Regions from separate parts of the Homo sapiens genome. Here region 1 is linked to region 2. Evidence: read pairs that join two places in POLR2A ChIA-PET (ENCODE). Cell type or tissue: Panc1. All regions are shown on one strand.

Region 1 (4,000 bases), 660 kb after region 2:
GGTGGTATGAAATCCCCCTCCATCACAACCAGTGTCACTGGAGACCCCGTGGGGAACAGGAATGAAGTGCTTCTTACTCTCTCAGCCAGGGTGTGTCAGCAGAGACCTAGTGGGAAGCCTGAACCCCCATCCACACCTAGCAATAACAAGGAGCACGGCTCCCTCAAGTGTTCACAGAGGCCAGGTGAGGAACCTGGGCCTCTCCCCCAACCTGACAGCAGTGAGGCAGCACCCTCTTTGCTCAACTAGTGCGGTGTCAAAGGATGATCACTAAAACAGACTTAAATAAGATCCAGAGTCTCATAACATACAATCCAAAATGTGCAGGATGCAAGCGAAAATCACTTGTCATACCAAGAATCGGGAAAATCTTGAATAAGAAAAGACAATTAACAGACATCAACACCCAAGTTGACTTAAATGTTGGAATCACCTGATGCATATTTAAAGCAAGCAAGTATTTTAAAACAAGTATTAAAAATGCTTTACAGGCCAGGCACATTGGCTCACTCCTGTAATCCCAGCACTTTGGGAGGCCAAGGCGGGTGGATCACTCAAGGTCAGGAGTTCGAGACCAGCCTGACCAACATGGCGAAACCCCGTCTCCACTAAACATACAAATATTAGCTGGGCATGGTGGTGCATGCCTGTAATCCCAGCTACTAGGGATGCTGAGGCAGGAGAATCACCTGAACCCGGAGGCAGAGGTTGCAGTGAGCTGAGATCATGCCATTGCACTCCAACCTGGGTGACAGAGCAACACTCCATCTCAAAAAAAATAAAAATAAAAATAAAAAAGCTTCACAGGCCAGGCACATTGGCTCACATCTGTAATCCCAGCATTCTGGGAGGCCGAGGTAGGCAGATCACTTGAGGTCAGGAGTTCAAAACCAGCCTGGCCAACATGGCAAAACACCATCTCTACTAAAAATACAAAAATTAGCCAGACATGGTGGCAGATGCCTATAATCCCAGCTATTCGAGAGACTGAGGCAGGAGAATCACTTGAACCTGGGAGGTGAAGGTTGCAGTGAGCCAAGATTGCACTGCTGCACTCCAGCCTGGGCAACCGAGTGAGACTCTGTCTCAAAAAAAAAAAAAAGCTTTACAGCCAAGTGCAGTGGCTCATGCCTGGTGGGAGGATCACTTGAGCCCAGGAGTTCATGACCAGCAACATAGGGAAATGCTGTCTCTACAAAAAACAACAACAAAATAATAATAATAATAATAATAATAATAATTACCCAGGAATGGTAGTGTGTACTTGTGGTCCCAGCCCCTTGGAAAAAAAAAATGTTTTTAATTAGCCAGACATGGTGGTGTGTACTTGTGGTACCAGCTACTTGAAGGCTGAGGTGGGAGGATCACTTGAGCCTAGGAGGTCAAGGCTGCAGTGAGCCATGATTGCACTTCAGCCTGGGCAACAGAGCAAGACCTTGTCTCAAAAAGAAAAGGAAAAAAAAAAAAAACAACATTTAACAAGCAATTACAAACTCTCTTGAAACAAATGAAAACCAGAAATTTTGGCAAAGAAATGGAAGATATAAAGAAGAATCAGGCCGGGTGAGGTGGCTCACACCTGTAATCCCAGCACTTTGAGAGGCGGAGGTGGGCGGATCATGAGGTCAAGAGATCAAGACCATCCTGGCCAACATGGTGAAACCCCGTCTCTACTAAAAATACAAAAAGTTAGCCAGGCATGGTGGCAGGTGCCTGTAATTCCAGCTACTTGGGAGGCTGAGGCAGGAGTATCACTTGAACCTGGGAGGCAGAGGTTGCAGTGAGCCAAGATCGTACCATTGCACTTCAGCTTGGGCAAAAACAGTGAAACTCCATCTCCAAAAAAAAAAAAGAAGAAGAAGAAGAATCAAATAGAAATTTTAGAACTTAGAAATATAATCATGAAAATTGAAGACTCAATAGATTGGCTTAACAGCAGATTGGAGAGGACAGAGGAAAGATTCAGCGAACTTAAAGGTAGAAGAGAAATTACTCAATCTGGACAACGGAGAAAAATAGACTGAAAAAAATGAACAGAGGTTCATTTATGGGACTGTAACAAAAGAGCTAACTAACGTTCTGTCATCAGCATTTAAGAAGAAGAGAGAGAGAATGGAGCAGGAAAATGTACTCAAAGAAACAATGCCTGAAAAACTCCCAAATTTGGCAAAAGATATTAACTGATTGATGCAAGAAGCTAAGTGAACCCCAAACAGTATGTTTTCATGTATTTGATGGCCATTTATGTATCTTCTTTGGTGAAATGTCTATTCAAATCTCTTGCCCATTTTTTATTGTTATTATTGAGTTATAAAAGTTCTTTTTATATTTTAGATACAAGTCCCTTATCTGATAAATGATTTGCAAATACTTGATCTCATTCTATTGCTTTTGTTTATCTTTTCACTTTCTTATGGTTGCTGTTATTTTTATGTTTGTTTTTTTCCTTAATGAAGGCAATTTCCACTTTCTTTTTTTTTTTTTTTTTTTTTTTTTTTTGAGACAGAGTCTTGCTCTATCACCCAGGCGGGAGTGCAGTGGCATGATTTCGGCTCACCACAACTTCCAACTCCCAGGTTTAAGAAATTATCCTGCCTCAGCCTCCCAAGTAGCTGGGACTACATGCATGCACCACCATGCCCGGCTAATTTTTGCATTTTTTAGAGACAGGGTTTCACCATGTTGGCCAGGCTGGTCTCAAACTCTTGGCCCCAAGTGATCCACCTGCCTCGGCCTCTCAAAGTGCTAGGATTACAGGTGTAAGCCACCACACCCAGCCTTCACTTTCTTGATGGTGCCTTTTGGAGTACAAAAGTTTTCAATTTTGATGAAATCCAATTATCAATATTTTATGTGAAGCATGGGCAATATAGTGAGACCCTGTCTCCACACCAAAAAAAAAAAAAAAAAAAAAATTTAACAATTAACCAAGCGTGGTTGTATGCACCTGTAGTCCCAGCTATCCAGGAAGCTGAGGCAGGAGGATCACTTGAGCCCGGGAGTTGAGGCTGCAGTGAACTATGATTGCACCATGGCACTCCAGACTGGGTGACATACCAGGACCCTGTCTCCAAAAACAAAATACTATTTTATTGCTTGTGTAGATGTAAGAAAGTATCATATGTAAGAAATCATTGCCTAGCCCAACATCATGAATATCTACTTTTAGGCCTTTTTCTAATAGTTTTATAGTTTTGCACTTACATTTAGGTCTATGATCAATTTTAAGTTGGTTTTTTGTGTATGGTATGAGGTAATATAGGAATTACAAGCTATAAATCCCCTCTAAGCATAGCTTTAGCTACATGTCAAAAATTAATTCTGATATGTTCTGTTTCAATTTTCATTCAGCTTGAAATATTTTCTGGTTTTCCTTGTGATTTCTTCTTCCACCCATTGGTTGTTTAGAAGCATGCTGTTTAATTTTCACACACTTGTAATTTTCTCAAATTTCCTGTTGTTGTTGATTTCTAATTTAATTCTATTGTGATCAGAGAACATCTTTGTATTATTTCAGTCCTTTTAAAATTATTGAGACGTGTTTTATGGCCTAGCATATGGCCTATCCTGGAGAACGTTCCATGTACACTTGAGAAAAATGGTATATCCTGCTATTGTTTAGCAGAGTGTTTTATAGATGTCCGTTAGGCTTAGTTAGTTGACAGTGTTACCCAAGTCTTCTGCTCAAGGACAGCCCTCACCTCTCAGCCCTCTTTGTGGACTGAAGATAATTGCTTCCCCAAGGTCACACTCTTTCTAGGGGCAACCCACCTTCCGTGACTGATTAATGTGGGGGGCAAAAACCCAGCTCCCTTGCCCCAGTTGGGGATGGCTCTGAAGGGCCATCCCAGCTCCGGGTTAAATCTCAAAGTCCACTTCCTGGAGACCCAACCTGTGTACCCCTTATTCAGTCAAACTATACCCACTCTAGTTTTAAAATATATTCCAAATCAGACTCACCATGCCCCAATCATCTCTCACTGGTCACCACATCGAGAAT
Region 2 (4,000 bases):
GCAAACTGAAGAGGCCCCGTATCCTCACTCCCTTTCTGCTCAGTTTTTTCATTTATATTATCTCAACTTCACTCTACTAACCAGAGCACCAAGGAAGGGTAGGTTAGCAATTACGTCTATGATGACTATAGAGAAGTGGGGAGATGACTTATGATCCTCTTTGTGCTGGATTCCCTACTGAAGGCATCTGATGGCTTCTGATTTCCCTGGTCTGAGAAGAAAGTCCCTCTCCACCTCTCCCTCCTTACTCTACCTCAGGCTGAGGGGCTCAGGCAACCTTTTATGTTGCATATGGCATAGGTATCTCTGCCTCACTCCAGAAGGGACCAACCAATAGCCACCTACTCACCTACTTCTGAGGTCTAGTGCCTACAGACCTGGTGTTCATAAATTTAAGTTCTGGATTTAGGTCTCCTTTCCTGTAGCCAGGTGATCAGTGACCGGCAAAAATCAAGATCCCAGACTTCCTGAGTAACCTCATCAAGACTGAGGTAACAGCTCACATAGCTAGTGCATAGACAGATGCAGGTTACATGGAGTCTGAATCCCGTACACATTTGGAGGCTCCCTTTGGGACTGCTGGGATGCATGAAACATGGGATTTCACTCACAGTTGTGCTCACTATGTGTGATATTCCTATAGATTCATGTCTCTACACACAGGGATTTTTGATCATTCTGAATTGTTGATTCCCATAAAAAATGAATACATGGTGATCACTGTATATGCTGCATTACTGAATACATATTTACGAGAGTCTCCAACACATCTTTACACGTCTGAGGAGTAAAAGAATTTCCCACAGATTAGCTTCTGGTTCCCATTTCAAACCTCATTTCTGTTCCACCTCTGGCATTGGGTGTAGTATGGCTCCTTAGTGCTCCAGGCCAAAATAAGTGGCACAGGGGTAAAGTCATTTCTGGTGGGGGGTGGGGGATTTGGAGAAAAAAAGAAAGGATTGCAGGGGAGTACACTGGGAGGGTTAGGAGAAATTCTGGAGATACGGTCCACTCAATGGAGGCACATACAACCAAGCTGAGAAACGACATAGTACCCAACAGAGTTGGGAGATGTGAAACCCAAACATCAATCTCCACCTGGGCATAGAGGAAATACTCGATTTCCAAGCAGGTTCTAGGTTCAGAGGAGAGAGCCCTTGGTTGGAAGCGCCGGTCTTGCAGGATGGGGTGGGGGCGTTAATGCAAACTTCTGGTCCAGCAGAGGTAGAAACAGACCAGATCTAAGTAGCAGCTCAGAGGCAGCGGACTTGAGGGATGAAGACGTGAGGCCCAGAGGGTGGTGCCTGGCAGAGAAAACAGCTGCCAGACACCAAGGCCACCTCGGGTTAAAGGGAACAAGTTATATCCAAAAAAAAACCAACACGGTGAAAATAGGAAGAATAAGGATATCACCTGGAGTGTTCTCCTGAGACACTCCCCAAGAACCTGGATTCTTTAACAATCCCTCCAGAGCAGGGACACTCAGCACATACATCTCCCACAAAGTAAAGTGTCTGAAGGCCTGGGCAAACCCTTCTCCCTCCCCTTCTCTCTCCTCCACGGGCCGGCCCGGAGGAGGCTCAGGGATGAGAACTACTGTCACTGCTGTTCCCCACCTCACCCCAACGAGAGAGGAATCTTTAGAGGTCTGTATCCCTCCTTCACCACCCCGCCTGAGCGCCTGCTGGAAAACACAATCACCGTCTCAAATCTCACCCTGCAACTGCATCCAAGCGCTTTCTCCAAGCGTTCGGGGAGCCGCCGGAACTCTTCTTCCAGGCAGGCGTTCCGAGACTCCGCACAATAGGTACCTACCCTTGGGGTTTTGAGCCGCAGTGTCTGCCTCTGTTCAAGTATCCAGGCTCAGGTACAGACCTTTCAGTGCAGGCGGCGGGAGGCGCGAACACGGAGGACCCCCTCAGGCATACTGCCGCCCGGGCGGCGCCTGACAGATTGCCTCCTTGGGATCGGCGGACATGCCCTGGGCGCTCCAGCTCCGCGCGCCTCAGACACAGGCTATGATTGGCCTGGCTGAACGTCAATCAGGGCTCGGCGCCGTGGAGGCGGGAGGAACGCTGTAGGCAGAGGCCGCTTAACTCCCTACGGGGTTATTCTCCGCCTCTTCTAGGGTAGGCAGGTGTTCCCGAGTCCCTTAGGGGGGGTCCCCGCGGCGGCCTGAGATGCTCGGCGCCAGGTTGTCGCGCCCTTGAGCTGGCTGAAGTAGACATTGACTCTGGAGAGTCTGCGTTTTTCCTGGTCCCAGAGCCGTGGTCCCGATACTGCGCTTCCCGCTCCTCCAGTCCCAGCTCCCAGGCTCCGTCTTCTCCCGCTTGGCGCTGGAGAAACACCGGAAGAGAGAGTCGCAGAGTGACTGCTGTGGCCCTGCGACCTGACTGCCACCTTCCAGGACTCTAGCCCTGGCTCCTTCTAACCTTCCCGCCCCTCAGTGCCCCAGAGAGGCTGGTTTGCGGACAATTATTCATCAGCCGGAAGAAAAGGAGGTGCCAGTGTTAGGCGCAGAAGAGGGTTGGACCAGAAAAGCTGGAGAGGGGCAAGAGGGGAAAGAGGGGGAAGGGGGAAGGCGGAAGGCGGAAGAAGTTGGGAGGGGTAACAGCTCGAGCTTTTCCTCTAGCGTAGTTTCTCTTCTCTCGGTGCCGCCCCATCTGCTTCTTGCCTCAGTTCCCCACTCGCACCCGTGCACCTCTGCGGCAGGCGTGTGAAAGGAATGGGAGGGGGGGCTTTTGGTCGGGATATCTGGTCCTCCAGACCCCACAGCCTTGGCTGAGAACTTACTTAAGCCCACTCCAACTGACTTGATAAATGAGAATCTTGACCAGCCCACTGGTAGGTAGAAATGAGGGACGTCATGTATCCCTGAATGGAATAACCCGAAACCGCAGGTCCCGTGGATGTGGGAATCCACAGCACTGGCTGCGCTCCTAAGGCTCCTAAGTCCACTTCCGAACCTCATCTAAGACCCTGAAAGCCAGACTAGGGACACATTGGATTATTATTATTATTTTTTTTATTTGAGACAGGGTCTCGCTCTGTCGCCCAGGCTGGAGTGCAGTGGTGTGATCTTGTCTCACTGCAACCTCCGCCTCCCGCGTTCAAGCGATTTTCGTGCCTCAGCCTCCCGAGGAGCTGGATCTACAGGTGCGCACCACCACGCCTGGATAATTTCTGTATTTTTAGTAGAGACGGGGTTTCACCATGTTTGCCAGGCTTGTCTCGAACTGTTGACCTCAAGTTATCCTCCCGCCTCCACCTCTTAAAGTGCTGGGATTACAGGCCTGAGCCTCTGCGCCAGTCCTACACGTTGGATCTTTTCCCAGACCTCCTCCTCAGACGTGGAGCGTACAAATGATGCTCCATCGGTTACTCTGATCCTGACTTTGGGACTGCCAGATAAAACTGGGAGAAACCCTACATTTACTCTTACTGTAACGTATTGGCTTGAAACTGCAGGTCAGAACCCATTTATGTTGAGACCAAAAGACTTTTTTTCCAAGTAGAATGAAATAGAATAAAATACAATTGAAAATACTTGCCTGCATCACAGGTAATGAGAGTAACTATAGTTTCATGAAACCGTTGTTTCAGTTAAATATGTTTTTGCGTGTGTGCATGTGTATCGGGAGGAGATATGTATTTCATATATATATGTAGAGAGGTGGAAATCAACAACAAAACTCCATAATTTTTCTTGTTTTCTAACAGTTCTTGATTTTGAGTAAAAATAATTCTTTAAGAACAAAATTTTGAGCCAGCTAACGAAAGATCAGAGTCAAGCAGCCTCTCATTGGGGCCTGAATAGAGGTTCATCTTATTTGGCTTTTTCGTTTTTTTCCTATCTTGTGGACTCCTTTTAAGGCCCAGCAAGGAATTACCCTCCCCAAGTTTCCACTCTCTGCTTGGTTCAGCCATTCAGCTGTCTCTCGGGCTCTTTGATTAATAAAAAGTCCAGTAGAGCTATTTTATCCTATGCATGTGTGGGAAG

Evidence for each region. Peaks named below come from ENCODE experiments on the same cell type or tissue, not always from the same donor. Only the 100,000 strongest peaks of a DNase experiment are listed, where the experiment ranks them.
Region 1: POLR2A ChIA-PET joins it to region 2 with 12 read pairs; 2 of 35 experiments call an interaction of 5 or more read pairs at or near these places.

The regions. Positions count from the first base shown.
Region 1 is chr6:32,231,224-32,235,223 of GRCh38, reverse strand. No RefSeq gene overlaps it. Among named protein-coding and RNA genes, the nearest start is that of NOTCH4, 9.2 kb to the right of the region's middle. In Panc1, a CTCF peak has its summit at 125 (motif pointing left); no DNase peak of the experiment used is centred here.
Region 2 is chr6:32,892,743-32,896,742 of GRCh38, reverse strand. LOC100294145 (a long non-coding RNA gene) reads right to left here and starts at 2,567. Exons shown (of 2, transcript NR_037178.1): 1 at 1,816-2,567. It also overlaps the pseudogene HLA-Z. In Panc1, no CTCF peak of the experiment used is centred here; a DNase peak (open chromatin) is centred at 2,082; H3K4me3 peaks cover 2,123 bases; H3K27ac peaks cover 2,197 bases.